Regions from separate parts of the Homo sapiens genome. Here regions 1, 3, 4, 5, 6 and 7 are each linked to region 2. A link is a loop called in an ENCODE intact Hi-C map of the cell type or tissue named here. Cell type or tissue: ascending aorta. All regions are shown on one strand.

Region 1 (4,000 bases), 1.3 Mb after region 2:
TATTTTTAGTAGAGACGGGGTTTCTCCACATTGGTCAGGCTGGTCTCGAACTCCTGACCTCAGGTGATCTGCCTGCCTCAGCCTCCCAAAGTGCTGGGATTACAGGCATGAGCCACCTCGCCTGGCTTACTCTTTTTTTTTTTTTTTTTTTTTTTGAGGCAAAGTCTTGCTCTGGCGCCCAGACTGCAGTACAGCGGCATGATCTAGGCTCACTACAACCTGGGCCTTCCAGATTCAAGTGATTCTCATGCCTTGGCCTCCTGAGTAGCTAGCATTACAGGCATGTGCCACCAAGCCTGGCTAATTTTTGTATTTTTTCAGTAGAGATGGGGTTTTGCTGTGTTGGCCAGGCTGATCTGGAACTCCTGGCCTCAAGTGATACGCCCACCTCAGCCTCCCAAAGTGCTGGAATTACAGGCATGAGTCACCATGCTTGGCCCCAACCTGAGTTCTCTTAAATAATATCTGCATTCCATATACATAATCACCATCACCAGTGAGGCAACTCCAATCAGATAAACAGTAATGTATACCTTTCTCTACTCCTCCAATTAAAAAAAAAAAAACCTTCAATATAGTGATATTGAATATTGGCCTCATCGAGGTCTTGGTAGCACTCTGTAGATCAACATGCCAAAGAGAAAACAAACTTCCACTCAACACAAAGCCAGAATGTGTATCAATAGCACGGGGCTGGGGAGGAGAAGGGTATCAGGAGGGAGAAAAGCATTATAGCAGCTTCCCGGTTCACAAGTTGAATTTGTCTACACATAAGACCAGATGACAGAGCTTCTGATAAAGTCCAGCTGACCAAAGAAATCATTTCAAGTGAGGCCATCAGCGTCAAGTCATCATGTGATGTTGTACTGAGTCAGTCCACATCACCAGCCATTTGGGGATCTACAGTGTCTCAGTATCCTGTGGACAGAGAAGCTCAAGCGCACCCTGATGGTTTTTTTCACTCTACCTTGAGGCCCCAACCTCTGATCAGTCATGCACCTCTAACAAAGATGGGCCAGGCCTCCCCTCGGTCAGCAGAAATGGATTCTTTCCACCTCACCACAAAATACTTCACGTTATTCTAGAAACACCTGGCAGATGAGAAGCTAGGAGTCACAGGATCCGTCCCTCTGTTTGTGTGGGTGGTCAGTTTCAACTCCTTAAAAGCCATCCTTCTGGCCAGGCACAGTGGTTCACACCTGTAATCCCAGCAACTTCCTAGCACTTTGGGAGTCCGAGGCAGGTGGATCACCTGAGGCCTGGAGTTCGAGACCAGCCCCATCTCTACTAAAAATAAAAAAATCAGCCAGGCATGGTGGTGCATGCCTGTAAGTCCAGCTCTTGGCGCATGCCTGTAATTCCAGCTACTCGGAGGCTGAGGCAGGAGAATTGCTTGAACCTGGGGTGCAGAGGTTGCAGTGAGCAGAGATCGCCCCATTGCACTCCAGCCTGAGCAACAAGAGTGAAACTCTGTCTCAAAAAAAAAAAATCCTTCTTTTGGCCTGCCTGAAACAGCCTGAGTCTACCTGCTATCAATTAGGATAGAAATTGAAACCTGCTACCCGGTGTGAAAAGTTCTCTCCTTCTCAAAAGTAAGGGCTAAATATATGCCTTTATTTGTGGCTCCTCTGTGGGCAGAGCCAGGATGGTTCCTGCACGGTCTCACCCCCTCCTCCTCTCGCCATTACATCTGAGCCACCACTGCCCTCTCCAGCCCCTGCCCCACCTGGCCAGGTCCCTTCCCGAGCAGCTATCACCTTGAAGTGGTGTTTATCCGCCCAAAGGAGAATGTGAACGTTGGCATTTTCTTCCAGGGGAAACACGGAGAGTTGCTTCTGCCTTGTTTGGATGCTACTAATATTTGGGAAAACCACTCTCTGCTGCCTGACTTGACCGAGCCGCAGTACCCAGGTCAGCTCGGCGGTCCTCTTGCGCCATCTAGTGTACGAAAGGTGGAAGTGGCTCAAGCACGTTGCAAAGTCCCACAGGGATTCCAAGATCCACCTGGTACTTACCAAGCATCAGCCCAAACACTCTGGACACGGAGAGGTGTGGCGCCTTTTAAAGGAGACACGTGGAATTAAATTTGCTAATCACTTCTCGTGGACTGGGCGGGCACTCCAACTGTATTTACTGAGCCAAATGATAAAGAGTTGATCTCTGGATTCATCTGTACTCAACATGAAGTGGTACTATTTAAAAGATCATTTAGGCAGCATGAACTTGTGTAGTATAAGAATTGACACTTGGCCAGGCGTGGTGGCTCCCGCCTATAATTCCAGCACTTTGGGAGGCCAAGGCGGGTGGATTGCCTGAGTTCAGGAGTTCGAAACCAGCCTGGGCAACACGGTGAAACCCCCATCTCTACTAAATACAAAAAATTAGCTGGGTGTGGCAGCATGCACCTGTAATCGCAGCTACTCAGGAGGCTGAGGCAGGAGAATTGCTTGAACCCGGGAGGTGGAGGTTGCAATGAGCCGAGATCACGCCATTGCACTCCAGCCTGGGCAACAGAGCAAGACTCTATCTCCAAAAAAATTAAAAAAAAAAAAAAGAAAAGAATTGACACTCTTCAGCTTGCCTCCCACACCTCTGAAAACCAGAAAGTTCCAGCTGGGAAAAGGTAAGGCAGCTTGCTCCCATATCCCAGAGGTTCAGAAAGGGAACTTTGGTGAACATCAGTCATGTGGGAGCTTTAAATCTCCACTGCCCCGGCACACCTCAGGCCAACTAGTTCAGACCCCTGCAGTGGGAACCCGGCCTCAGAATTTTTTAAAGCTCCGCATGTGATTCCAGTGAACAGCAAAGCCGCCAACCACTGCTACAGCCTTTACCATCAGAGGCTTGGAAGGCAAAGACGTCCAGTGACACAGGTCTCAGACATGGCACGAGAAGCACAGGTCTACGCTGCCTGTCCCAAACACAGTCGCCTTAGACCCAACCTGCTTCCTCTGTGACATCCCAAACTCTCTCTTATCTGTCAACAGTTTAGTCTCCCTTTGTGATTATCACAGTAAAAACTGGAATTGTTGACTGTCCCAAGCATTACTGAGTGGGGTCTTTGCCGTTCTGGTCTTGGCCCTATCTTCTGAATCTGGGCATTAGGAAGAGATTTCAGGGTTCTGAGCAGTTTCTATGGCACCGAGACAATGCTTTCAACTGCAACAGGAGAGCCTCTCCCCTGAGACGAATTCCACGGAAACGAGAAAAGGCCTGCTTTGGGCTCACTCACCCCTTCTCAGCCCTCTAATAACAGCTATGCCCTGTATGAGATATGAGCTGTCAGTGTGATGAGAAGCGGGCTGTAAAACTGAAATGGGACCATTTGAGGCGAGGCTGCAGCGAGAGAGACTGGCTCACTCTGCCCTGCAGCAGGGCCAGGGAGTGGAGTTGCCTGGTTCCTCCAGAACAGCCTGCAAGGTGAAGTAGTCACTCGGCCTTTCACAAAGCAAAACCAGACAACATAAACTGCTTGAAGGTGGCGGGTCCCCTCCCTTACCCTAGACTGCCTAACTTAGGAGGCAGAAACAGGTATCACTCACACATCAGAGGCAGGAACTCAGACACCAGACACTGCTGGCTTCTAATCCCTGCCACGTGATGTGGGAGAAGTCAGTTGACCCGTCTATGCCTCAGTGTCTTCAACTCTAACAAAAGATGGAATACCTGCCTCATAGAGCTATTGTGACAATTAGATGAGAAAGAGGGATATCCCACCGGGTACCAGGAGGACACAGTGGCTCTAAGTCCCACTCCACCTTTTTTTTTTTTTTTTTTTTTTACAGTCAGGGTCTCACTTGTCGCAGGTGGGCGACAACCATTTGAGCCAGTGGCATGCAGGGGTAAAAGAATTTACCAAGACAGCTGTAGGTAAAGAAAGGCAGATTTACGCGAGGAAGAATGAAAACACGTTGTTAGGAGGCAACGGGCAGATCAGCGGAGGAGGAGCTGACTGCCAGAGACAAAGGCTCCTGGAGATTTTATAGGATGGTTTCGGCTA
Region 2 (4,000 bases):
ACTGGCCCACAGGAGGAGCTGCCTTCTTGAACTGTCACCCTGAAGCCAACCAAAGTCTGGGCAACGCCAGCTCCAGTGACTGCCGCTCCATCTCCTAGGCAATTTGCATCGCTGTTTCTGTTTGTTAGGCCTTGACCATTCCTTTGTTGTCATCCTGCGCTTCCCTGGCCATAGGCCTTTTCCCAGCCCCACCACGGCATGCCCACCTGTGCTTGGGGAGGGGCGGAGGAAGGAGCCCCAGCCAGCCATGTCCCTGTTTCGTGCTCCAGTGACCACTGCTATGAGGACTTTCCCACTGGCTCAGGCTCAGTTAGTCGAGCTGGTGTGCCCCGCTCTTAGCTGTTCCCCAACTCTCCTAGAGTGTGCTAATTCTGACCCAGCTCTCCCAGGTGGAGGATGCTTTTCAAACATGTCCTTGGGAACCTCTGCAGACCCATTCCCAGCCCATTCTCCATGATTCCAGGCCTGGCCAGGTTGAAAACTTCTGTAAATTAAAACTCAAATAAAGAGAGTATAGCTTGGGCATACCTTTTGCACATGCATATATATGTATGTGTGTGCATGTGTGTGTGTGCATGTATGTGTGTGCATGTATGTGTGTGCATGTGTTGGGATTTTTTATTTTTTAAATTTATATTTATTAAAAAAATTTTTTTTGAAACAAGGTCTTCTTCTGTCTCCCAGGCTGGGCTGCAGTGGTGTGATTATGGCTGACTGCAGCCTCAAACTCCTGGGATCAAGCAACCCTCCCACCTCAGCCTCCCAGAGCACTGGGATTACAGGTTTGAGCCACTGCACCTGGCCTATTTAAAAAGTTTGTCTAGAGCAAAAAGTCCCTAGACCTGCCAGTCCAGGGCACTAAATCACAAGAACACCAAGGCCAAACAGGCTTGAAGTCTCCAGGCTCCTCACTGGCAAACTCTACTTCCTGATCCCTTAGTGGGTTGAGGTGCCAACAGCCCCCTGGGGAGGAGGGGGTTGCATTATGGCCGTGGAGAGACTCTGAGCCTTATCAACGGTGTGGGGATGACACCCTTTTCGGAGCACTTTGTGAGGCTTTGTGCCATGCTGGGCGCTTGGCGTCAGAGACAAATAGAATCAATAACTGTGCAAAAAAAGTTGCCAGATAATTTATCCCATTGGCACCGAGCCTAGAATTATAATCAGATCTTGACTTCTTCAAAGCCTTCTTGCTTTGGATTTTCCAAATCGAAAATAAATATTGGGGGCAATTACCTTTCCTTAGTTCTCTGATGTATGAAGGGGAGTTTTCATCTATTAATTTAAGAACCCTCTCATTTCATTCGGAAGGTATTAGCCCATGGAACTTGTTAACTTAATATCAACACAGTCTGTCTAGGTTTTGACTGAAAAGAGAAAGGGGTTGTTATGCTCTAGGTTAATATTTTCCTCTCTTTAAGAAGTCTTGGGTATGCCAGACACTTCTCGGACAAAAACAGCTGTTTTCTTCCCATTGCTGAACGCATTGTTTGTGCGAGTTCACTTACTTGCTATACTCAGAATATCCTCCAGGAGTCAGCAAATCCCAACCTCTGGACGTGGCTCAGGGCCGCCCTGCCCATTGCTGAGCTGATTTGGAATTTGGGCCTGAGAGAGGAAGTGATTATTGGATGACAGGCTGCCTCCTAGGGGGCTTCTCTGGGCTTGCCATGAAAGCACTTCCGGAGGAAAAGCAGAGCTCCATCAGTCTCTTTTGGAGAGCTGTGAACGTGACCAGACCTATTAATTACTTAACTGAGGTGCTGAACTTTGAAAATGAAAGTTCCGGTGGGGAGTTCTGTCCTTTCCAGCCTGGGGAGCTCTGTCAGGGCTCTCCTGAGCGTCTCTTTCAGCTTATCAAGCTCGCTCGGGGACCGTCTCTGGTAAGTACAGGCAACCCCTCCAGCCAACCCCTCCACCCTGTGGGCCGGGGAAGTGTCTCATCGTTGAATCCACTTGCAGGCACTTCCTTGATCTCAAGCCCCACCACGCTGCCCCCAGAGTCCCAGCGAGTGGCTCAGTCACACTGGTGCGTGCCTCTCACCCGCTCTGACCTCGTCATGGGGTCCCCGAGGTGCTGGTTCATGCAAGGCTCTGTGCCTAACCAAGCTAAACACGGTGGGGCTGGGAGCAGAGGCTCACACCTGTAATCCCAGCACTTTGGGAGGCCAAGGCAGGTGGATCACCTGAGGTCAGGAGTTTGAGACCAGCCTGACCAACATGGTAAAACCCCGACTCTACTGAAAATACAAAAATTAGCCAGGCGTGACATCATGCGCCTGTAATCCCAGCTACTCGGGAGGCTGAGGCAGGAGAATCGCTTGAACCTGGGAGGCGGATGTTGTGGTGAGCCAAGGTCGTGCCACTGTACTCCAGCCTGGGTGACAGAGGGAGACTCCATCTCAAAAATAAATAAATAAACAAACTGGTACAGTGCCCTAGTGGCTTTGTGGCTCTGGCTGGGGGAGGAGGGTGGGTTGCATAACTGAGCAGCACCTCCAAGCACGATACCAACACTGCCCAGGGCCTGGCAGAGTCTACAGCTGGTCCTTATCCATGAAACTGGGGGTGAGGGGACGGGGACTGGCGGGGGGACAAATCACCTGCACAAGTGGAACAAAGATACAGGAGATAATGACAGCAAATGGAACGTAGAGTTGATGCGTTCATTGACAAAGAATTTCACACCCTGCATTATCTCACTTGAGCCCCATGAAGAGCCTGTGAGGTGGCTAGGGATGTGGAAGGAGTAGATAGGAGAGGCACAGAACAGGGGAAGGAAGGAGTGGGGCTGGGAGTGAGGACCAGGAAGGCAGAGCTGGCCCCTGGACAGGAAGAAAGCCCAACTGCCTCCCTCCCTCCCATCTGCCCTCCTGCCTGCCCTTTTCCAATAAGATGGAAATGCTGAAGGGGTTAAAAAGACAGCATTCTAAAAGCTGAGATCCTAAAATTGTGACCTCCCCTGTGATCTTAGCCTTCGTGTCAACAGCATTGAAAATGAACCTTGGTCGGGCACGGTGGCTCACGCCTGTGATCCCAGCACTTTGGGAGGCCGAGGCGAGTGGATCACCTGAGGTCAGGAGTTCAAGGCCAGCCTGGCCAACATGGTGAAACTCTGTCTCTACTTAAAAAAAAAAAAAATTGCCGGGCATGGTGGTGGATACCTGTAATCCCAGCTACTTGGGAGGCTGAGGCAGGATAATTCCTTGAACCCAGGAGGCAGAGGTTGCAGTGAGCTAAGATTGTGCCACTGCACTCCAGCCTGGGCAACAAGAGTGAAACTCTGTCTCAAAAAAAAAAAAAAAGGCAAAAAGAAAATGAACCCCTGGGAAAGTAGGCCTTGACCACTCTGCTGCTCTTATGGAGTTCATTCTTGGAGATGTCGTGAATAGATCTCCTTTGCATCCAGATGGAAGAGCAACAGGAACATTATTAAGAAACTAAAAATTCTAGATTCATTGGAAAAGGCTTTGAGAGAGAAGGGACAGGGAAACCCCTAATTCCACCTCCCTGAAAACAGTGTGTTTTCCTCTCCTACACCAGGGCCGTGTGTCTTTCTGTCTACGTGGCCCAGCCACATTTGTAGCCCGTGGCCTGATGGAGCTCTGATGAGTCAGTTTCATGTCATTTTTTTTTTTTTTTTTCAGAGAGAGAGTCTCACTCTGTCACCCAGGCTGGAGTGCAGTGGCATGATCTCGGCTCACTGCAACCTCCGCCTCCTGGGTTCAAGTGATTCTCCTGCCACAGCCCCTTGAGTAGTTGACGTTACAGGCACCCACCACCGCACCCAGATACTTTTCGTATTTTTAGTGGAGACGCTGTTTCACCATGTTGGCCAGTTGGTCTCGAACTCCTGACCTCAAGTGATCTGCCTGCCTTGGCCTCCCTATGTGCTGGGTTATAGGCGTAAGCCACTGTGCCCTGCTTCATGTCATTTTTAAAGAGCCCACACAACTCCTGTAGCTGCATTACGACAACCTCAACGGCAAGACCTCGACGT
Region 3 (4,000 bases), 53 kb before region 2:
GGTATCCTAAAGCTCTCTCTCTAAATTGCTAACTTCTACAGGGAGGTATTGTATGTCTTTGCTCACTGACATAGAACTTTCAAGGTTAGCAAATAAATTTTCCATGAACTAGGAACCCTTTAACTTGTAAAGATTCAGAGACTACAAGGAAATGCAAAACTGGAATCTAACAGTTAAAACTGGAGAAGTCACTCCTCTGAACATATTGATAGTTCTAATAAAATGTTGTGATTTCCCTAAATGCCACACTTTTTTTTTGATTCTGACCCTGATTTCCCTTCTCTTGAAGCTTAAAGCCAAGTTTTCTGATTTAATACATAATATGATTTTTATGCACTCCTGGTTGATTCTTTTGTCTGCTTTCACCAATGCAAAATGTCAGGCTGGCTTAAGTGTAAAGCTTGTGAAACCCGAAGTTTTGGTTTAGTAATACAGGCTTTCCTTTCAATCTCTGTGGCCAGGAAAAAAAAAAAGGGAGTGTCGGGGAAAACTAGCAGGTTGATACAGATGAGGTTTCTTAAACATGAGGATATAGGGCAAGGTTTACCAAATTTGCATTTAAATGAAAAATACCATCCCACTCTACCATTGATCTGGTGTTTGGTCCTACAGCACATTGTGCAATTGCCTTGCTCCTTTACAAGCAATTTTGTTTGTGCTGAGAGCCGTTCATTTGCGTGCTTTTTTTGTTGAAATTGTTCCATTAAGGAAGGCAACTGCAGGAGAAACTGATGATGTAATTGACTACAGGTGGCTCTTGTTCTTTTTGCCCTTTAAAATGAAGCAAAACTTTTCAATGAACGTGTCATCCATGAGATCTATTGAGAACTTTAATTTAGCAATCCAAATCTTCTTAGTATTTTAGGTTGCTATTTTTTTCAGTATTCCAGGTGACTTAATTTTAACATTTGAATACTAGGATACTTTATGGTAACAATGACCAGCTGTAGTCACTAAGACAGTTTCTCAAAACTGCCTCAAACTTTTTAGAAAGAGATCTGACAAGCATGTCTTTACAAAATGTAATTTATTAAGACAAGAGTGCTCATTTAGCTTTGCCACTTCTTCAGCCACCTCTGAGAAGGTGTCACCGTTGAGAAGGTATAGAAAAGTTATGAAAACGAACACCTTCACTTTGTGTATAAGGAAATGGACAGATAGTGTCAACTCATGGGGAGGTTAGAGGTCACTGGAGCTGGTGCCCCCTTTTAGTTTGGCCTGAGGGAAGATGACCACATATGTAGCTTGACGGACTGTGGCTTTTTTCTAGACAATCCTCTGTGATTCAGACTTTCATGAAAGGCTGGTGGGGGCATTTGTAGATAGGTGGATTCTCCCAGATCTCGCAAATCATACCACATAGATGATCACCTGCTTTCTACCTGACTGCAAAGCCTCTGATTTCTGGAGTCTTTTAAAAGGAAGTGTTCTAAAATCTATATTGGCTCTAAACCTGATCTCATAATAATTCCCTTAAGAACCCTTAAGATATTTCTGTTTACTCACTAGTTTCAGTGTAAACAAAAAGTACTATACAATTCCCAGCTCCCAGCTGCAGAGAAGTTTCATATATTGGTCATTGAAACTGACCTGAGTATGTTTGAAGGACTGGACTTTTTTCATTGTTAATAGATTGCTCTAGGCCTTTGGCCTCTTTAAAACTTAAAAACATTATAAGGAAAGAGGAAGAGAAGGCAGGTGCCTCCCCGGACCCCCACCTCCAGGGAGCTGTGCATTTCTAAAGAACTTTGCAGAAGAGCTGGGGAATTCTGAACCAGTTGAGAAAGCTGAGTCTGAACACTTTTAGAGATAATTAGAATTTCTTTTTCTTGGTCTGCTCTGCCAGCATATGGGGTGACCCTACTCTCCCACCACTGGACTTCCTCCCCAGCCCCACCCCTTGTTCTTTAATGAGAGTCGAGAAATAATTTACCAATCGTAAATTGCTGTTTTCCTAACATAAGGCAAAGTATGCACCATCTAGCTGCTGACCTCAAATCAAGATGCATTTTTAAAAGCACACTGTTCAGGTCCTAATTCTGTTTGAGGTGCCTAGACAAAAAGACATTGCCTTCTTCCGGTGATTCTTTTGTGAAGTCTAGGAGGTCTGTCAGGGGTTAGAAAGACCAGCTTGTCCTAGTTTTTCCAGGACTTTCCTGGTTTTAAAACTGAAAATCCTGTGTAGCAGGGAATCACTGAGTCCCAGGGAAATCTAGATGGTTTAGTCCCCCACTAGGGGCTAAAAACTAACTTGTAGCATTTTCCCACAAAACCTAATTAGGAATGGAGACCGTAAAAGGGAAAGTGATAAATGAGTGCATCTCTTGACCACTAGGGGGCACCAATGGCCTCCAGAAGTTGTTTCCCTACCTTGACGTTTGAGGGTAGGTTCTAAAAACCATAGTAAGGAACCAAGATTTAAAAAGGCAAAATGTCATGGGTAGTCCCTTCATCCTCTTGTGGTGATGATCCAGGTCTGTGCCCTGTTAGATTTTTGGCTAGAGGGACCTCAAATCACTCTTGCCAAGTTGAAAAATTGGCGAAAAATAACCATGTGAAGCCAAATAGAAAGTTCCATTTGGAGCTTGTCCATTAGAAGCTGTGGCCCCAAAGGTGATGTGAAGGAACAAGCAGGCCTGCCCACAGTTCAGGTCGAAACAGTTACTATAGTTCACAAGTCGACGTAGAGGAGTTGTGGTCTTGCCTTGTGACAGGGTTTGGATCTGTGTCCCTGCCCAAATCTGACAGCGAATTGTGATCCCCAGTGCTGGAGGAGGGGCCTGATGGCGGGTGATTGGATCATGGAGAGAACTCCCCCCTTGCTGTTCTCTTCATAATGAGTTCTTATGAGATCTGTTGTTGTTGTTGTTGTTGTTGTTGTTTTCTTTTTTTTTTTTTTTTTGACGGAGTCTTGCTCTGTCGCCCAGGCTGGAGTGCAGTGGCACGATCTCGGCTCACTGCAAGCTCCGCCTCCTGGGTTCACGTCATTCTCCTGCCTCAGCCTCCCAAGTAGCTGGGGACTACAGCACCACCACGCCTGGTTAATTTTTTTTTTTTTTTTTGTATTTTTAGTAGAGGCGGGGTTTCACTGTGTTAGCCAGGATGGTCTTCATCTCATTACCTCATGATCCTCCTGCCTCAGCCTCCGAAAGTGTTGGGATTATAGGCGTGAGCCATCGCGCCCGGCCAAGATCTGGTTATTTTTTTGTTTCTCTTTTTTATTTTTGAGACAGGGTCTCGCTCTGTTGCCCAGGCTGAAGTGCGGTAGTAGAGCAGTGTGATCTCAGCTCACTGCCGCCTTGACCTCCTGGGCTCAAGCAATCCTCCAGTCTCAGCTTCCCAAGTAGCTGAGACCACAAGTGCATGCCACCATGCCCAGCTATTTTTTGTTTGTATTTTTTTGTAGTGACAAGTTTTCACCATGTTGCCCAGGCTGAAATCTGGTTGTTTAAAACTGTGTGGCACCTCCTCCTTTGCTCTCTTCCTCCTTCTCCAGCCATGTAGGATGTGCCTGCTTCCCCTTCACCTTCTGCCATGATTGTAAGTTTCCTGAGGCCTCCCCAGCCATGCTTCCTGTACAGCCTGCAGAGCCATGAGCCAATTAAACATCTTTTCTTTATAAATTACCCCATCTCAGGTAGTTCTGTGTAGCAATGTGAGAATGGACTAATACACCTTGGTTGTTAGAGGTTTGGTGCAGGGATTCTCACTTTTTCTCCATGGCATCCATGGCCATCATGCAAGTCTTTGGAAAATGAGCAGAGTGGCTCTATGCAGGAAGTTTCTGAAATAGGCTAAGTACTACCTGCTTCAGGGTTTCCTCCCTCTGCAAGTTGATGAGTAGTTGACCTGCTGAACTGTGCTGGGGAAAAGTTGAGGATTCCCATGTGGAAATTCAGCTGTATTCATTTTCTATCATTGCCATAACAAATTACACCACAAGCTTGGTGGCTTTGAATAACTCCAATTTATTAACTCACAGTTCTGTTGATCAGAAACT
Region 4 (4,000 bases), 660 kb after region 2:
CAGCTCACTGCAGCCCCAAACTACTGGGCTCAAGAGATCCTCTTGCCTTGGCCTCTCAAAATGCTGGGATTACAGGCATGAGCCACTGTGCCCAGCCAATGATAACTCTTGATTTTCTTTTCTTGTTGATTAAATAGCACCAACCACTAAACTTTAACCAGCTGGGTCAAGTAATCAATAATATTTGTGTTTTTAGCAGGGAAATGACTAACATGTAGCTCTAGGCAGTTGACACAGTCTTCTTGGGTATCTCTACCTCCTGCCTACCCTCCCTATCCACAATGCCACCATATTTGACAGCTTCAATGACTTCTCCATCGAGCCTCTCTGGTTCTAGTCTCATTCCCCCACCCCAACATCACCGACTCCTCCTCTAAGCTGCTTCCAGAGCGGTTTTCCAAGATGCAAATCTGGTGACATCATTCCTTCGTTTGAAATTCTTCAGCAGCTCCTCATCCCCCATCAAAGGAACCTCAGATCTTTATCATGGAATATGTGACCTTCTGAGATTTTACCTTCCTTTCCAGAGTCCTTTCCCACCAATCCTTCATCAGCCTAATCAATACTAGCAGTGGGGTGGAAGGAAGATGAGAACTGGTATAGCAGGAATGCTAAGAGAAAGCATCTTTCACTTGAATATTAAAATATTCAAGGGAGAATGAAGTTTTAAAGAGTCTTTTTGAGTCCATTAACAAAGTTAATAGAACAGAAGAACATTAGATATATGAAAAGTCCATCCATGGTGTTGTGAATCCATCCTATGTACTAGAACCACAGGAGGCAGCTGCCTGGCACGTCTTTCAGAATTTTTCAGGACATAGTAAAATTATCTTCATCCTTTTGGTAGCTTCTATTTAAAACACAACTTCAAAGGTCTAATATGACTAACTTCATTTAACAAATCTCTAAACAAGGAAAATAAGGTTTGCAGTACCCTTTTGCAATGGAGAAGTATACAGAAAGATCAAAGTATTTCCAAAAGTATTATGGAGAATTATTTATGTCTTCTAAAAGATTATATCCCTGTGCAGTTTCCTATGATAAGGACCTGGATTAACTTTGTTCTACAAAGAAAGAAAGCCTGATGTATTATATGCTTTTCCACTGCCTCCTTAAGTGGAGCCAAAGAACAAAGCATTTTCCAGGAGGAATGAAGTTGTATCTGTCCTCAGAGCTGCCTAGAGATCAAAAGAATCTTTCTAGCAGTTTTATTGGAAATTTCAGAGGCCCTTAACTAATATTTAGCTTCATAAATGATGGGTGTTACAGGGTGGGAAAAAATTCCCACTTGTAAACTAATGGGTGGTTGTCAATCATAATTTTTGAAAAATGTTACTTAACTCAAATAAATATATTTCTGATTTCTCCTTGTTAGTATGATGGTTTTCAGTTTGTTTACAGGTAATCTCTCAAACCATTGCTTATTTCTTATCTGCCCAAAGGTAAATAAATTGTGGTAAAGCAGCATTCTATTTTTCAGATGGGAAAAACGTACAAATGAAACTCTGTGAGCCTATTCAACTCCTGGGGCTGCTATAACAAAGGTCCACAAACAGAGTGCCTTAAACAACAGACATTTGTTGTCGTCGAGTTCTGAAGGCTCCAAGTCCACCATCAAGGTGTCAGCAGGGTTGGTTCCCTCTAAGGCTGCGAGGGAGAATCAGTTGCAGCCTCTCCCTGGCTTCTGGGGATGCTGGTGATCCTTGTTCCTTGGCATCACCCCATCTCCACCTTCGTCTTCTCATGGCACTCCGTGTGTGTGTGTGTGTGTGTGTGTGTGTGTGTGTGTGTGTGTGTGAAAATTTCTCCTTTTTATAAAGACGCCAGATTAGGGCCCACCATAGTGACCTCATCTTAACAAATTACTCCTGCAACCACCGTATTTTCAAATGAGGTCACATTCTGGGACTCTAGGGGTTAGGACTTCAGCATGTGAATGTCGGGGAGACATAATTCAATCATAACATTCAGGTAACCATGTTTAAGGCCATGCCTAATTTTAAAAAATCAAGAATAATCGGTTGCAGCTGATGATTCCTCGTGTGACTCTTGCCTCCTTTAGTTCTTAGAGGCCCATTTAGTCTGGGGTCATCCTGAAAACTGGTGCCAGGCAAGGGAGTCTGCAGCCACAGGAGTCTAACCGCACAGGGCTGCTTTATCTGGACAGTTCATGACACTGGGGCCTGATGCTTCCTGGACCTGCTCCTTCAATGGCGTTGGCTCACATGCTGGGGCCACCATCGTCCCCTGGTGAGGTCGGCCGGCAATTTCTTCCCACAGAGTAGCTGGCAGCATCCTGTCCCAGCCCTGCCTCATTATCAGTCCTGGTCTCCTGGCCTGCAGGTCTTTGTTCAAACTCAAAAAGATGCTTGAACCAGGTGACTATACACTCACATCAAATACACAGAGAAAAATATTTTGAAGAGTAATGTTACAAAATGTGTAATTCCTAAAGTATACACGTGTCCTTATTAATTGGCATGGTTTTGATCATCTCCACATTATTTTTCCAGGTATCCTCCCAACTTGATCGTATAAACCTCAACGTATTGGAGTTCTGAGCATGCCAGTGTCCTTTCTTCCCTGGAGAGACATTTCTGGCTCTTCCCTAAATGCAACAAGACCCTGTAACTCTACAGAGTTTTTCTTATTAAACTAGGATACGTGCCAGCTGCACTTGCTACTCCACTAATAGCCACTTGAGTCCCTTTTAGCAACTATGTGATGATCAAGGAGTCAGGAGTCACTATCTCACCTCCTCCTATTTCTTCTCGGCCTGTTGGGGTGGCCTGATCTGCCCCGGACTTTCCCATTTCAGCACTGGTGTCCACGTTCTGAGACCCCTCGGTCAGGCACACCTGGACAGTCCCCCTCCTGTTAATTTACTTTCTTATATTTGAATCAACACAGCCCAAATATTATTGGCTTGTAGTTAAGCAGAATTTAAACAGATCCTATCCCTAAAACAAGCAAAAAAAGTGAAGTACACGGAAAATTAGTTACCCCTTCCTCATAATTTTTCTGGAATAATAGGGCATCAGTAATACTCCTAACAGGTAGTTTCACCCTACCTGGGCCTTGCTGGAGCTCCAGTCCTGATTCTGCAGCCGTCTTCTACACATCTCTGTTTGTGTATGCCATAGCCCTGCTCAAACCCAGGCTGTTTCAACAGCCCCAAACCTCCTGAGCTCTCTTTGTTTCCACCCGGAGCTCACCTCTTTTCTTCCTGCTCTCAGTAAAAAGGCAGTTTCCTTTCTTTTCTCCTTCTCAGTCAGCAAATCATGCTGATTCTTCCTCTCTTAATAACAATAACTTAGTTTATGTGATGCTTCCTGGGTTTACAAAGGGCTCTTGTAACCATTCAGTATTAGATCTTCATCGTGACTTAGTGCAGTGAGGTGGTGAATGAGAATTACCTTTATTTTCAGATACAAAGACCAACTCAGCAACACCAAGGCTGGTCAAACTCACATCATTAAGTACTAAGTAGTAAATACTGGCTCTTGAATGTGGGTCCCCTTTCCTACGCTGTTTCTTCTTTTTGAAAGACTCTGATGTTCTCTGTGTGTGTGTGTTTTCTCACTGCTGACACCCTAGACGAAGCTGTCACCACCCGCCACCCAGATCATTTGGCCCTCACTGGATTTCCTGGCTGGAGAGTATCTTCCTCCAGCAATCCTATATACTAGAACCACAAACCATGGGTCCCCATCATATCCCCTCTGTTATAAACCTCAGTCTCTCATCACCACACACAGGAGGAAGTCTTCAATCCCTTTCTGGTGACCAAATGCTTTCAAACCCTGCCCCACTTCTGTTTGGCTTTACCACTCGGACCTTCAAGTATGGACTCCCAATCCAGCCCACCACTGCAGTCTCCAGGAGTGCCACGCATCCTCAACCGCACGTCTTTGCTCTCCTTTTGCTGGGACAGTCCATGTTCCTTCTCTGAACAATCCAAGACCTTTTATTTCAACTCATGCATGGCTCCACCTTAAGG
Region 5 (4,000 bases), 140 kb after region 2:
AAAGAAGTGCCTGGCGGCGCAGGGCCGGGCAGCGTGGTGCCCTGGCTGGGTCCGGCCGCGGGGCGCCCGTCCCGCCCGCGCCCGCTGGCTCTATGAATGAGAGTGCCTGGAAATGAACGTGCTTTTACTGTAAGCCCGGCCGGAGGAATTCCATTCCCTCAGCTCGTTTGCATAGGGGCGGCCGGCGGCCAATCACAGGCCTTTCCGGTATCAGCCAGGGCGCGGCTCGCCGCCGCCGGCTCCTGGAATTGGCCCGCGCGCCCCCGCCGCCGCGCCGCGCGCTACTGTACGCAGCCCGGGCGGGGAGTCGGAGGCCACCCCCGCGCCCCGCATCCAAGCCTGCATGCTGGCCCGGGGCCCCGCCCGCGTGCGGACCCCTTTCCGCAGCCACACGCAGGCTTGTGCGGCTCCGCGAGTGGCCACGGTCCGGAGACCTGGAAAAAGAAAGCAGGCCCCGCCGGCCCGAGGAGGACCCGGCCGGCGCGCCGCACCCGGAGAGGCCCGGCCCCGCGAGCCGCTGCAGGCAGGCGCAGTGGCCGCCACGAGGCTCCCGAACCGGGCTGCAGCCCGCGGACGGCCCCAGATCCTGCGCGGCCGCCCAGGGCCAGGCCTCCGCTTCCAGGGCGGGGGTGCGATTTGGCCGCGGGGCCCGGGGGAGCCACTCCGCGCTCCTGCACCGTCCGGCTGGCAGCTGCGGCGAAGCGGCGCTGATTCCTTGCATGAGGCCGGACGGCGTCCGCGCGTGCCGTTTGCTCTCAGCGTCTTCCCTTGGGTCGGTTTCTGTAATGGGTGTTTTTTACCGCTGCGCCCGGGCCGCGGCTCGATCCCTCCGCGCGTCTCACTTGCTGCGTGCGTCAGCGGCCAGCGAAGAGTTTCCTAGTCAGGAAAGACCCCAAGAACGCGCGGCTGGAAGGAAAGTTGAAAGCAGCCACGCGGCTTGCTCCCGGGCCTTGTAGCGCCGGCACCCGCAGCAGCCGGACAGCCTGCCCGGGCCCCGCGTCTCCCCTCCGGCTCCCCGGAAGCGGCCCCCGCTCCTCTCCCCGCCCCCGTGCGCTCGAGCGGCCCCAGGTGCGGAACCCACCCCGGCTTCGCGTGCGGGCGGCCGCTTCCCCCTGCGCCGGTCCCCGCGGTGCTGCGGGCATTTTCGCGGAGCTCGGAGGGCCCCGCCCCCGGTCCGGCGTGCGCTGCCAACTCCGACCCCGCCCGGCGGGGCTCCCTCCCAGCGGAGGCTGCTCCCGTCACCATGAGTCCCTCCACGCCCTCCCTGCCGGGCCCTGCACCTCCCGGGGCCTCTCATCCACCCCGGGGCTGCAACCCAGTCCCCGGATCCCGGCCCCGTTCCACCGCGGGCTGCTTTGTGGTCCCCGCGGAGCCCCTCAATTAAGCTCCCCGGCGCGGGGGTCCCTCGCCGACCTCACGGGGCCCCTGACGCCCGCTCCTCCCTCCCCCAGGGCTAGGGTGCTGTGGCCGCTGCCGCGCAGGGACTGTCCCCGGGCGTTGCCGCGGGCCCGGACGCAGGAGGGGGCCGGGGTTGACTGGCGTGGAGGCCTTTCCCGGGCGGGCCCGGACTGCGCGGAGCTGTCGGGACGCGCCGCGGGCTCTGGCGGACGCCAGGGGGCAGCAGCCGCCCTCCCTGGACGCCGCGCGCAGTCCCCGGAGCTCCCGGAACGCCCCCGACGGCGCGGGGCTGTGCGGCCCGCCTCGTGGCCTTCGGGTCGCCCGGGAAGAACTAGCGTTCGAGGATAAAAGACAGGAAGCCGCCCCAGAGCCCACTTGAGCTGGAACGGCCAAGGCGCGTTTCCGAGGTTCCAATATAGAGTCGCAGCCGGCCAGGTGGGGACTCTCGGACCAGGCCTCCCCGCTGTGCGGCCCGGTCGGGGTCTCTTCCCGAAGCCCCTGTTCCTGGGGCTTGACTCGGGCCGCTCTTGGCTATCTGTGCTTCAGGAGCCCGGGCTTCCGGGGGGCTAAGGCGGGCGGCCCGCGGCCTCAACCCTCTCCGCCTCCGCTCCCCCTGGGCACTGCCAGCACCCGAGTTCAGTTTTGTTTTAATGGACCTGGGGTCTCGGAAAGAAAACTTACTACATTTTTCTTTTAAAATGATTTTTTTAAGCCTAATTCCAGTTGTAAATCCCCCCCTCCCCCCGCCCAAACGTCCACTTTCTAACTCTGTCCCTGAGAAGAGTGCATCGCGCGCGCCCGCCCGCCCGCAGGGGCCGCAGCGCCTTTGCCTGCGGGTTCGGACGCGGCCCGCTCTAGAGGCAAGTTCTGGGCAAGGGAAACCTTTTCGCCTGGTCTCCAATGCATTTCCCCGAGATCCCACCCAGGGCTCCTGGGGCCACCCCCACGTGCATCCCCCGGAACCCCCGAGATGCGGGAGGGAGCACGAGGGTGTGGCGGCTCCAAAAGTAGGCTTTTGACTCCAGGGGAAATAGCAGACTCGGGTGATTTGCCCCTCGGAAAGGTCCAGGGAGGCTCCTCTGGGTCTCGGGCCGCTTGCCTAAAACCCTAAACCCCGCGACGGGGGCTGCGAGTCGGACTCGGGCTGCGGTCTCCCAGGAGGGAGTCAAGTTCCTTTATCGAGTAAGGAAAGTTGGTCCCAGCCTTGCATGCACCGAGTTTAGCCGTCAGAGGCAGCGTCGTGGGAGCTGCTCAGCTAGGAGTTTCAACCGATAAACCCCGAGTTTGAAGCCCGACAAAAAGCTGATAGCAATCACAGCTTTTGCTCCTTGACTCGATGGGATCGCGGGACATTTGGGTTTCCCCGGAGCGGCGCAGGCTGTTAACTGCGCAGCGCGGTGCCCTCTTGAAAAGAAGAAACAGACCAACCTCTGCCCTTCCTTACTGAGGATCTAAAATGAATGGAAAGAGGCAGGGGCTCCGGGGAAAGGGAACCCCTTAGTCGGCCGGGCATTTTACGGAGCCTGCACTTTCAAGGACAGCCACAGCGTGTACGAAGTGAGGAATTCCTTTCCACCAAGAGCGCTCATTTTAGCGACAATACAGAATTCCCCTTCCTTTGCCTAAGGGAGAAAGGAAAGGAAACATTACCAGGTTCATTCCCAGTGTTTCCCTGGAGTAATGCTAGAATTTACTTTTGTCATAATGCAAAATTAAAAAAAAAAAAAATACAACGAAGCGATACGTTGGGCGGATGCTACGTGACAGATTTTTCCAAATTTTGTTGCGGGGAGAGGGAGGGAGGAGAATTGAAAACGGCTCACAACAGGAATGAAATGTACATTTCTGCAGTGGATTTAAAAAGTACTGCTTGGTTAGTTGGAAGAAAAATAATTTCATTGGAAAACAGTAACAGTGCATTGACGTTTTTCTTCTACAACTTTAGGTAAAGAACTATAGGTGGTCTCAGAAGATAACTAAATCTTTTACCTTTTTGCTCTTTCAAAAGCCTCCCCAAAATATGCATAAAGATGGGATTAGAATCTCAACAATTCTCTTAAAATTACCCTTTGCGAGCAATATATTTCCAAAATCACATTTGTAAAAATGCAGTACGTCTAAAAGAATTATTTCTATTTTAAATGACCATTTACATTTTAAAAAATAGAATGTATCTTGCTATGGTTTGGAACCAAATAGCTGCAGTTTGTATTGATGTCACAGGGATGGAAAACAATTTTGATGAAGAGTAACATGTATGTACAAATCACCTGCCATACACACTATCCAGTTTTGAACATTGGAATTTAATTAAACATTTTTTTCTTCTGAAGTGGCTTTGAGATTACTTCACTTTTCAAATCTAATTACTATGAGAGGGGGGAGGAGAGCCCTTAGTTCTTCCATTACATCCTTCCTCCATCTGAATGTTTCTGTGGGATGCTATGGTTAATGTGTGATGATTTCACTTTCACTTCATAAACCCATTGTGTACCTCACAAGTAGCAAGCTGAGGACATTTTAAAATTAATCTTTTTAAAATTTAGGAATGCTTAGTAAACATTTTACTCTCATAAAAATCTTGCATTACCACTGCTATAAC
Region 6 (4,000 bases), 1.2 Mb after region 2:
GTAGGCGGGCCTCATCCCATCAGTCAATGCCCTGAATAGACAAAAAGACCAACCCTCTCCCAAGGAAGAGAGGACTCCTCCTGCCTGACAGCCTTTAAACTATTGTCTTCAATGTTGAATAGAAACATTGGCTTTTCCTTTCTCAATGGCATGGTCACAGACACACTTTCAAACCACTACATTGTGATTCTTTTATTAGAATGGGAATAAAATGTGTCCTTCCTGGTGAAAGAACATAGTTACAAGGGCCATGCCAAAAACACTTCCTTGAGATCCCCAATTGCAAATCAGGTAAACCTCACATGTGTCACCTGCATTAAACCCACCAGTGATTGGAGGAGAGTGTCACAGTGAGCAATGGATGTCTTTAGAAACACACAGGCGGCCTCTCACGGATGTCTCCAAGTGATAGAAGATGCTATAAATATACACGAGGGTATGAAAAAGCAGCCTTTGCTGACAGAAACCCTCAGGGTTAAGCTGTCAGAAAATAAATGATACTGGTATAAGGCAAGGAGAACTTGTTTGCAAAACAGAACAACCTGAGTTTTCCACCTCTGACATGGACTTATCTAAAAAGATGCTACATGAGAAATACTTCCGAGAATTCTGATAGTATCCTAATTTCAGAGACCCTTGATCCAGCCATGAGTTTATAACCAGAAGGGTGAAGAACTCTTCCTGAGAAAGGTTGCATTTTGCTTCTATGTCAAGAAGCCATTCGTCCTCCCTTTAATTCCAATTACAGAAATTCATGCTAAGAAATGAAACAGAGATGTGAGAACAATGCATCTGTAACAGTGTTTATTTCAGCATCATTTCTGAAAGAAAATTTGAAACAATATCTAAGTGTCCATTGATAGAGAAATGATTAAATATTAATATTAAATGATTAAATATGATTAAAAATGCAGCATAGGCAAAAGGTAGAATAGTATGTTGCTGTCAAAAATCAGTTTTTGAAGAGTAATGATCTGGAATACAGTATGTTCATTACATAATATAACGTTAAAAGGAGGATGTAAAGTTATACATTCAACATGATTTCAGTTTGATCTCTAAAATGGTAAGAATTCTTGTTTTCATAATACTTTTCTGTATTTTCCAAATTTTCTACAATGGAAATCCATGACTTTTATAATCAGGGGGAAAATTATTATTCAAAGAAATGGATTTGTCCCAAAGAAAACTCCCCCTTTTCAGTGACAGTATGGTTCCAATAGCCCAGCACATGGATAAGAGAAGTGACTACAATAAAGATTACCATGATCCCAACCTCTAAAACATTCTCTCTCCGTGCCTCCTCAGCAAGGTATCCTCCTGCTAAAGGCAGTGTCTACACCCGTAGGGGGAATACTATTACAGACACTCTAGAGAACCAGGCCAACAGTGACTTTTCAGTTACATTGACGGCTCAAAGTTTGACCACAAAGCAGCATTAGCAGAGTGGGTTCTGTCTATTCAACAACAGATGATCCTGCCTCCCAATTATCACAGATAAGCCATTCAGCAAATGCACCATCAACCCAAACAATACTTGCAGGGTTCTAGCACTCTGTGCGATGAGTATTCAGGCGAACGGCTAAAGTTCGTGTCTGGCTAATTTTAAAATGTGCTGACTATAAAATTTTCCCAGTATTGCCAGTATAGGGAAGAGCACCTCTCTAATTAAAACAGCTCCTCTGTTCTCTGTTTCTTCTTTCAATGACTTAACATTACCATCGCCAGCTTTGTCTTAGGTGTACAACAGTCTAGAGTACTTGTAACTGATGCCCAGTGAAAGGGCAAAACTGAGCCGTTCAAATGCTTCACAGCCTGAGCGGTTGTGTCTGCGTGCATTAATGAGCATGCATAGTAATGGAGATTTAGCGTGGATACAGAGGGACATCTAGTGACCAGCTAAGTAAAAAACACAGTGCAGCCTGCAAACTACATGGAGGCGGCCATGGATCCTTCACCTAAAGTTGTGCTTTATTTGATGAATAAGTATTGAACATCTATTATGTCCAAGGCACTGCACTAAATTTAGGGGTTACAAAGAACAAGACAAAAATCCTTCCATGAGAGACAGGATTTTCCATAATTTAAAGCTGATGGAAAAACATCTCCTTAAGTAATGAGTAATTTTTCTGTTGTCTCTATTTATGAAAGGCAAAACGAAATTTCACACTCAAAAGAGAACATCCCTCAAAGGAAACCCAAATTATTTGCTTTCCTATTGTAAGATAATTTTCCAAAAGCACTAGAAATAAAGTAATATTCTATGTCAGCAATTCCAAACTTGCAATACATGCAACAAGTTTTTTCTTTGATTTGTGTAACAATTTCCCATATTTCTTCCCGAACCCAAAGGGATGAGTATTATAGAACAGTGCTCTCAAAATAAATTAAAACAAACTTAGCCCTGATAATTTTAGAAATTAACTTTATCCTACTCTTTAAGTTAATCAGTCCCAACATTAGGCTCACAAACTAACCAAAAGTAAATACAAAACTGGAAAATGCTGAATTCAAGCCCCAAAACTACTATCAAAGACACGAAAGCAGGAACTTTTCTCACCTAACATCCAAAGGAATCTGTGTGTGTGTGTGTGTGTGTGTGTGGTGTGTGTGTGTGTTTTAATCCTTTACTCCCCACCACCACTAAAAAAATATTAATATGTGAAAGTTTTGGAATGTATTTTATTTTGAATATCATAATGTTTTGCATACATAAAATGGCACATTGCAAACCACACTATCATGCACTTCTTTTCTGTTATAAGAGGAGGAAAACAATTAAATATTGCTGTACATGGAGCACGTCAAGAAGTTTGTGAGCAATCCTAGAGAGGGTCGAGTGCCTTTCTTCTGGGAAGAGCCAGTGACAACCCAAATCACCGGGTCATGTAAGACCCATGAAAGTAAAAGCAACTCAACTCAGAGTTTATTTTATTTGAGGTTTTTGGTGAATAAGAAATACAGGATATTGCCGTTATCTTCAAAGTGAAGACTAAGCAACATTAAATTATTCAGTAAACGCAGTAAGTAAAAATAAGCTCCAGTTCTACCTTATATACATTTCAGAAAAAGACGCTATGATGAGGGTGGTAATCAGGATAAAACAGAGACCATGAGACCAACGTGGACCTTACCATGAGCCACATGCCCTGAAGGTAGACTGGCTATCTTTGGGAAAATCTCAACTCTTCAGATTAAAAGGGTGAATGAATATTTCCAGGATTTTTAAATTAAATGTGTTTAGCTATGGCCATTGATGCCTTTTTGTCCTCATTCATTTTCTTCCCAACCTTTAGGGTTACTCCTGCAGCCCTCTCTAAGCTGCATTGGCCTCTCTCACCCCAGCAGCCCTGTAGCAAACCCCACAGTCCCATGCTGGCCAGAGGAAGGCAAGGGGGCTCAGCCCATAAAACTTCATGACTGTCTCAGCTCTGCCTCTTTCCTTCTGGCCTTTTCTATAGTCATGGCTCTCAAATAGCTCACCTGTCACCATCTCCTTCCGACAGTGTCTTCCAGATGGCTTTGAATACCAGTACCAGGCCAGGCTGAGCCCACAAAGGGCACCAACCAGATAGGCCACTGAGATGGGGCCGGGGTCAGACCTATTGGATCCATGCATGCTGTATACACATTGGTGTGCACACACACACACAGCATGAGCAAGCACGAACACACACACCCCAACTTACCTCCTCATTACACATTATACGCCTGCATGCACACACATACACCCCTACTTACTTACTTCCTCATTATACATCACACATCTGCACACACACACAACCACTACTTACTTCCTCATTACACATCATACACCTGCGTGCACACACACACAAACTTACCTCATTACACATCACACATTTGCACACACACACATCCCTACTTACCTCATTACACATCACACATTTGCACACATACACATCCCTACTTACCTCCTCATTACACATATCTGCACACACACACACACACCACTACTTACCTCATTACACGTCACACATCT
Region 7 (4,000 bases), 1.1 Mb after region 2:
ATCATATTGTCTGAGGACACCTGGGCCACTTGGACCTCTGCAGAACATCATCGTGGTGATGACACTTGTAAACCAGACCCAATGAACAAGAAGTGGCAAGTGTGCTGGGACCTTTGTAAGTCAGACTCATAAAATAAATAAAGAGGCAGGAAAAGTTCTATGAAGCTTCAGGGGCCTGCCACATTAGTACACTTTTAAAAGTCCAGGATCTGCAGCATGCCAGGATAACTTGGCCAAAGTAAAGAATAAATTCTACATTTTACTCCCCTAAAACAAAGAATGTAACACAACACTCTTTGGATTCTGGAAATATTAATTCCACAATTGGGAATATTGATCACACCCACATGGCAAGGGACCCAAAAGGCTGCCAGTTTTGAATAGGAACCAAAACAGCAAAAGGTCCAGGCTGCAAGGCGACTGGCCCCACAGCTTGGCCAAAGGACCCAGCAGTTGCTAAGGCATTAGAGGTAGTGGTGACGGAAAAAGATACCCTGTCGTGTCTGGCAATCCACATTGGCAAATCACAACTCAGACACTTAAGAGTTCTAGAGCAACACTGTGCCAACTATAGCAAGAACGATATAACTTTGGAAAGAACAGCTCCTAGCATGCTGTTGGGCCCTGGAAGACATGGCATATCTGACCACGGGACACCAAGTATCAGCCATTCATGATGAGCCAGGTCCTGTCACACCCACAAAGCCACACAGCTGGGCAAGTGCAGCAGTAATTGATGGAAAGATGGAAACGGTATATCCTCATCAAGGGCATAGCAAGCTATGCAAGCAGGTAGCTCAGACCCCATATTATTCATCATTATTGCATCAGTGCCTCTCTTGAGCTCACACCTATGGCCACATGGGAGGTCCCTTATGACCAGCCCATGGAGGAGGAAAATACCCAAGATTAAATCAGTAAGTCAGAGTATCATTGACCCATAAGTCAGCTGAGTTTGAGGATACAAGCCAAAAATAGCCAGTGACCGCAGTACTGCCTCATTCAGGAGCTGGCCTTGAATGACAGTGGAGAGAAGAAATCCAGGGGACAGAGCTTTGGACTATGCACACTACATACTGAAGGGGAATTGGAAATTGCTAGTATGTAAATATTATTAGCTTCACACACTTTGATTGAACTTGGGTAGACAACAATATCCCCAAATCTAGCTGAGCCTTAGAATCAACTGAGAAGCTGTTGAAGAATGTGCATACCTAAGCCCTACCCCAAAGTGACTCAAATAGATGCTCCAGGTATAGAGCTCAGAAACTGACATCTTAAATAAGATCCTTAAGTGATTCTGATTTTGCTGGTCCTTGGACTGGTACTAGGAAACATTTGTCTAAGCGATTAGCAATGCCATAACAAAAACAAAAACATTAATAATAAACGCAAACACATATAACATTATGTGCTTAATATATACTTACCTTTAAATTCTCACAACCACTCCAGGAGGTATGTATTATTATTAATCCCATTGCAGATGAGAAAATTGAAGTTAAGTGACTTACCCAAGGTTACAGAGTAAGTGAATGACAGAGCCAGTGTTTTAAATTAGTCTTACTCTAGAGTCTTTCTGCTTAACCATAATGCCATAGTGGAAAAGGCAGTCAATAAAGGAGAAGGGAGCTGAAAAATCTGTAATCCAAAAAGCACATACAGTATATAGGGCCAATTTCTGCATTTACCTAAAATGAAGACAAAGTGTTTTTCCAAATAATTTAACTTCAACAGCTGAATCTGTTTACAATAGCATGTGAGCACCACCTAGTGGCTCTGTAGGGCTGCTTGAATAGTAAGTGCTCTCTAAGTACAATCAGCTCAACAGAAAAGTTATTAAAATTTAGTAGATGCAAGTTTCCAATTCCAGAAAGACAAATTCTATGACTTCAAAAATGTTTAAAAACATAGTGAGACTATACAAATTAGGGAAAAGATCAAAACAGGTGAAGTCAAAAATAGCAATAGAACTGATTACATATTAAGGTTTGTTTTTTTTAGTGAAAATACAATAAAACATGAAAGACAAAAAGCCATATGCAAATCATTTTTAAGTTTAAATTCTGATAATGAATTTACTTCAGGTATACACTAAAAACTTTTTTTTTTTTTTTTAGATAGGGTCTCGCTCTGTTGCCCAGGCTGGAGTCTAGTGGCGCAATCTTGATTCACTGCAACCTCTAAAGTGATTCTTGTGCCTCAGCCTCCCGAGTAGCTGGGACTGCAGATGTGCACCACCATGCCCAGCTAATTTTTTTTTTTTTTTTTTTGTAGAGATGGGGTTTCACCAAGTTGCCCAGGCTGGTCTCAAACTCCCGGGCTAAAGTAATCCACCTGCCCCAGCCTCCCAAGGTGCTGGTAAAAACCTTTTGACTCATCACCTTTTCTAGGAGTGATCCTAATTCAGCATCTTCTTCCTGCCCAGGCATTAAGACACCATCTGCTCCTGCCTCTCTCCCAGGAGACCTCAAAGCAACCTAACGAGATAAAAAGGGCTGGAGATTTACAGGTCCACTTCCTGTCTTCTCTTCTTCTCTGATGTCTGTGAGGTTCATTTTCTCTCAAGATCTATTGAATCCAAATATACAGAGCCAAGGCAGGGCAACCTCAGTGACAGGCAGCATCAGTTCTGAGTACACACCATGGGGGCCAATCTGGGAGGTGAGAAGCAAAGGCTGGAAAGAAAGTAGCAAGGTCCAGGAGCAAGAGACGATGTTGAGGTCCCAAGAATCTAATTCAGAGCCAACGCCAGGACACAGCAGAGTGAGAAGACAGAGTGTGGTTCCATGAACAGAGCCTGGCCTCCATAGCCTCTGGTGAGGTGATCTTTCCAGGGCCTAGAAAGCATCAGCATTTCCTGGGTTTTTTTTGTTTTTTTTTTTTTTGAGACAGGGTCTCACTCTGTCTCCCAGGCTGGAGTACAGTGGCGCAGTCTCAGCTCACTACAGCCTCTCCCTCCTGAGTTCAAGCCATTCTACTGCCTCAGCCTCTCAAGTGGCTGGGACCACAGAGACACCCCACCATGTCTGGCTAATTTTTGTATTTTTAGTAGAGACAGGGTTTTGCCATGTTGGCCAGGCTGGTCTTGAACTCCTGATCTCAGGTGATCCATCTGCTTCTGCCTCCCAAAGTGCTGGGATTACAGGCGTGAGCCACTGCACCCGGCCATCAGCGTTTCTTAAAACGCCTACTCAAACTGATATGGTTTGGCTGTGTCCCCACCCAAATCTCATCTTGAATTGTAGCTCCCATAATACCCACGTGTGGAGGGAGGGACTTGGTAGGAAGAAATTGAATCATGGGGGCAGGATTTTCCTGCTCTGTTCTTGCAGTAGTGAAAAAGTCTCACGAGATTTGACAGTTTTATAAAGGGCAGTTCTTATGAGATCTGATGGTTTTATAAAGGGCAGTTCCCCTGCACACGCTCTCTTGCCTGCCACCATGTAAGAAGTCCCTTTGCCCTTCCTTCGTCTTCCACCATGCTTGTGAGGCCTCCCCAGCCCTGTGAAACTGAGTCTATTAAACCTCTTTCTCTTTATAAATTACCCAGTCTCGGGTATTTCTTCATAGCAGTATGAAGATGGGCTAATATATCAGCATTAAGCAGAAGAAAAGCTCTTCCGCAGGATTTACATGTGGATGAACCTCGAAAACACGACGCTAAGTGAAAGAAGTTGGATACAAAAAGCTACACGTTGTATGGTTCCATTTGTATGAGCTATTCATAAATCCACAAAGACAGAAAACAGACTGGTGCCTGTAGAAGCTGAGGGGGAGGAGGGAATGGGGAGAAATTGCTTGATGGGTCTGGGGCTTTACTTTGGAGTGATGGAAATGTTTCAAACTAGACAGAAGTGTTGGCCATACAACATTGTGAATGCAACCAATGCCACTAGTTTGTTCATTTTAAGATGGTTAATTGTATGTTATTTGAATTTCACCTTAATAAATATGTGTGTGTGTGTGTGTGTGTGTGTGTGTGTGTGTGTGTGTGTGT

The links. Hi-C counts contacts between places; a loop is a spot of excess contacts. Peaks named below come from ENCODE experiments on the same cell type or tissue, not always from the same donor. Only the 100,000 strongest peaks of a DNase experiment are listed, where the experiment ranks them.
Region 1: it touches region 2 in a loop (14-fold over the local background); 58 of 110 quality-filtered maps call a loop at or near these places.
Region 3: a loop joins it to region 2, with 6 times the contacts of the local background. A loop is called at or near these places in 11 of 110 quality-filtered maps.
Region 4: it touches region 2 in a loop (9-fold over the local background); 58 of 110 quality-filtered maps call a loop at or near these places.
Region 5: it touches region 2 in a loop (4-fold over the local background); 46 of 110 quality-filtered maps call a loop at or near these places.
Region 6: a loop joins it to region 2, with 4 times the contacts of the local background. A loop is called at or near these places in 54 of 110 quality-filtered maps.
Region 7: it touches region 2 in a loop (7-fold over the local background); 71 of 110 quality-filtered maps call a loop at or near these places.

What each region holds. Positions count from the first base shown.
Region 1 is chr21:36,026,711-36,030,710 of GRCh38, forward strand. No RefSeq gene overlaps it. Among named protein-coding and RNA genes, the nearest start is that of LINC01436, 23 kb to the left of the region's middle. In ascending aorta, a CTCF peak has its summit at 1,940 (motif pointing left); a DNase peak (open chromatin) is centred at 1,931.
Region 2 is chr21:34,744,134-34,748,133 of GRCh38, forward strand. It overlaps LINC01426 (long intergenic non-protein coding RNA 1426), which reads left to right and starts at 1,692. Exons shown (of 3, transcript NR_038885.1): 1 at 1,692-1,883. RefSeq lists enhancers at 1,571-2,072, 2,073-2,572, 2,779-3,073. In ascending aorta, a CTCF peak has its summit at 1,540; DNase peaks (open chromatin) are centred at 1,588 and 1,925.
Region 3 is chr21:34,691,091-34,695,090 of GRCh38, forward strand. The region is part of intron 1 of CLIC6 (chloride intracellular channel 6); the gene reads left to right. Among named protein-coding and RNA genes, the nearest start is that of CLIC6, 24 kb to the left of the region's middle. In ascending aorta, a CTCF peak has its summit at 2,330 (motif pointing right); no DNase peak of the experiment used is centred here.
Region 4 is chr21:35,401,271-35,405,270 of GRCh38, forward strand. All of the region lies in intron 2 of LOC100506403 (a long non-coding RNA gene), which reads right to left. Among named protein-coding and RNA genes, the nearest start is that of MIR802, 320 kb to the right of the region's middle. In ascending aorta, no CTCF peak of the experiment used is centred here; no DNase peak of the experiment used is centred here.
Region 5 is chr21:34,888,596-34,892,595 of GRCh38, forward strand. The region is part of intron 3 of RUNX1 (RUNX family transcription factor 1); the gene reads right to left. Among named protein-coding and RNA genes, the nearest start is that of RUNX1-AS1, 54 kb to the left of the region's middle. RefSeq lists silencers at 1-632, 933-1,732. In ascending aorta, CTCF peaks have their summits at 28 and 1,621 (motif pointing right); DNase peaks (open chromatin) are centred at 166, 816, 1,226, 1,636 and 2 weaker places; H3K4me3 peaks cover 3,243 bases; H3K27ac peaks cover 2,511 bases; H3K27me3 peaks cover 1,882 bases.
Region 6 is chr21:35,938,619-35,942,618 of GRCh38, forward strand. No RefSeq gene overlaps it. Among named protein-coding and RNA genes, the nearest start is that of LINC01436, 65 kb to the right of the region's middle. In ascending aorta, a CTCF peak has its summit at 1,880; a DNase peak (open chromatin) is centred at 1,873.
Region 7 is chr21:35,838,621-35,842,620 of GRCh38, forward strand. No RefSeq gene overlaps it. Among named protein-coding and RNA genes, the nearest start is that of MIR802, 120 kb to the left of the region's middle. In ascending aorta, a CTCF peak has its summit at 1,781 (motif pointing left); a DNase peak (open chromatin) is centred at 1,771.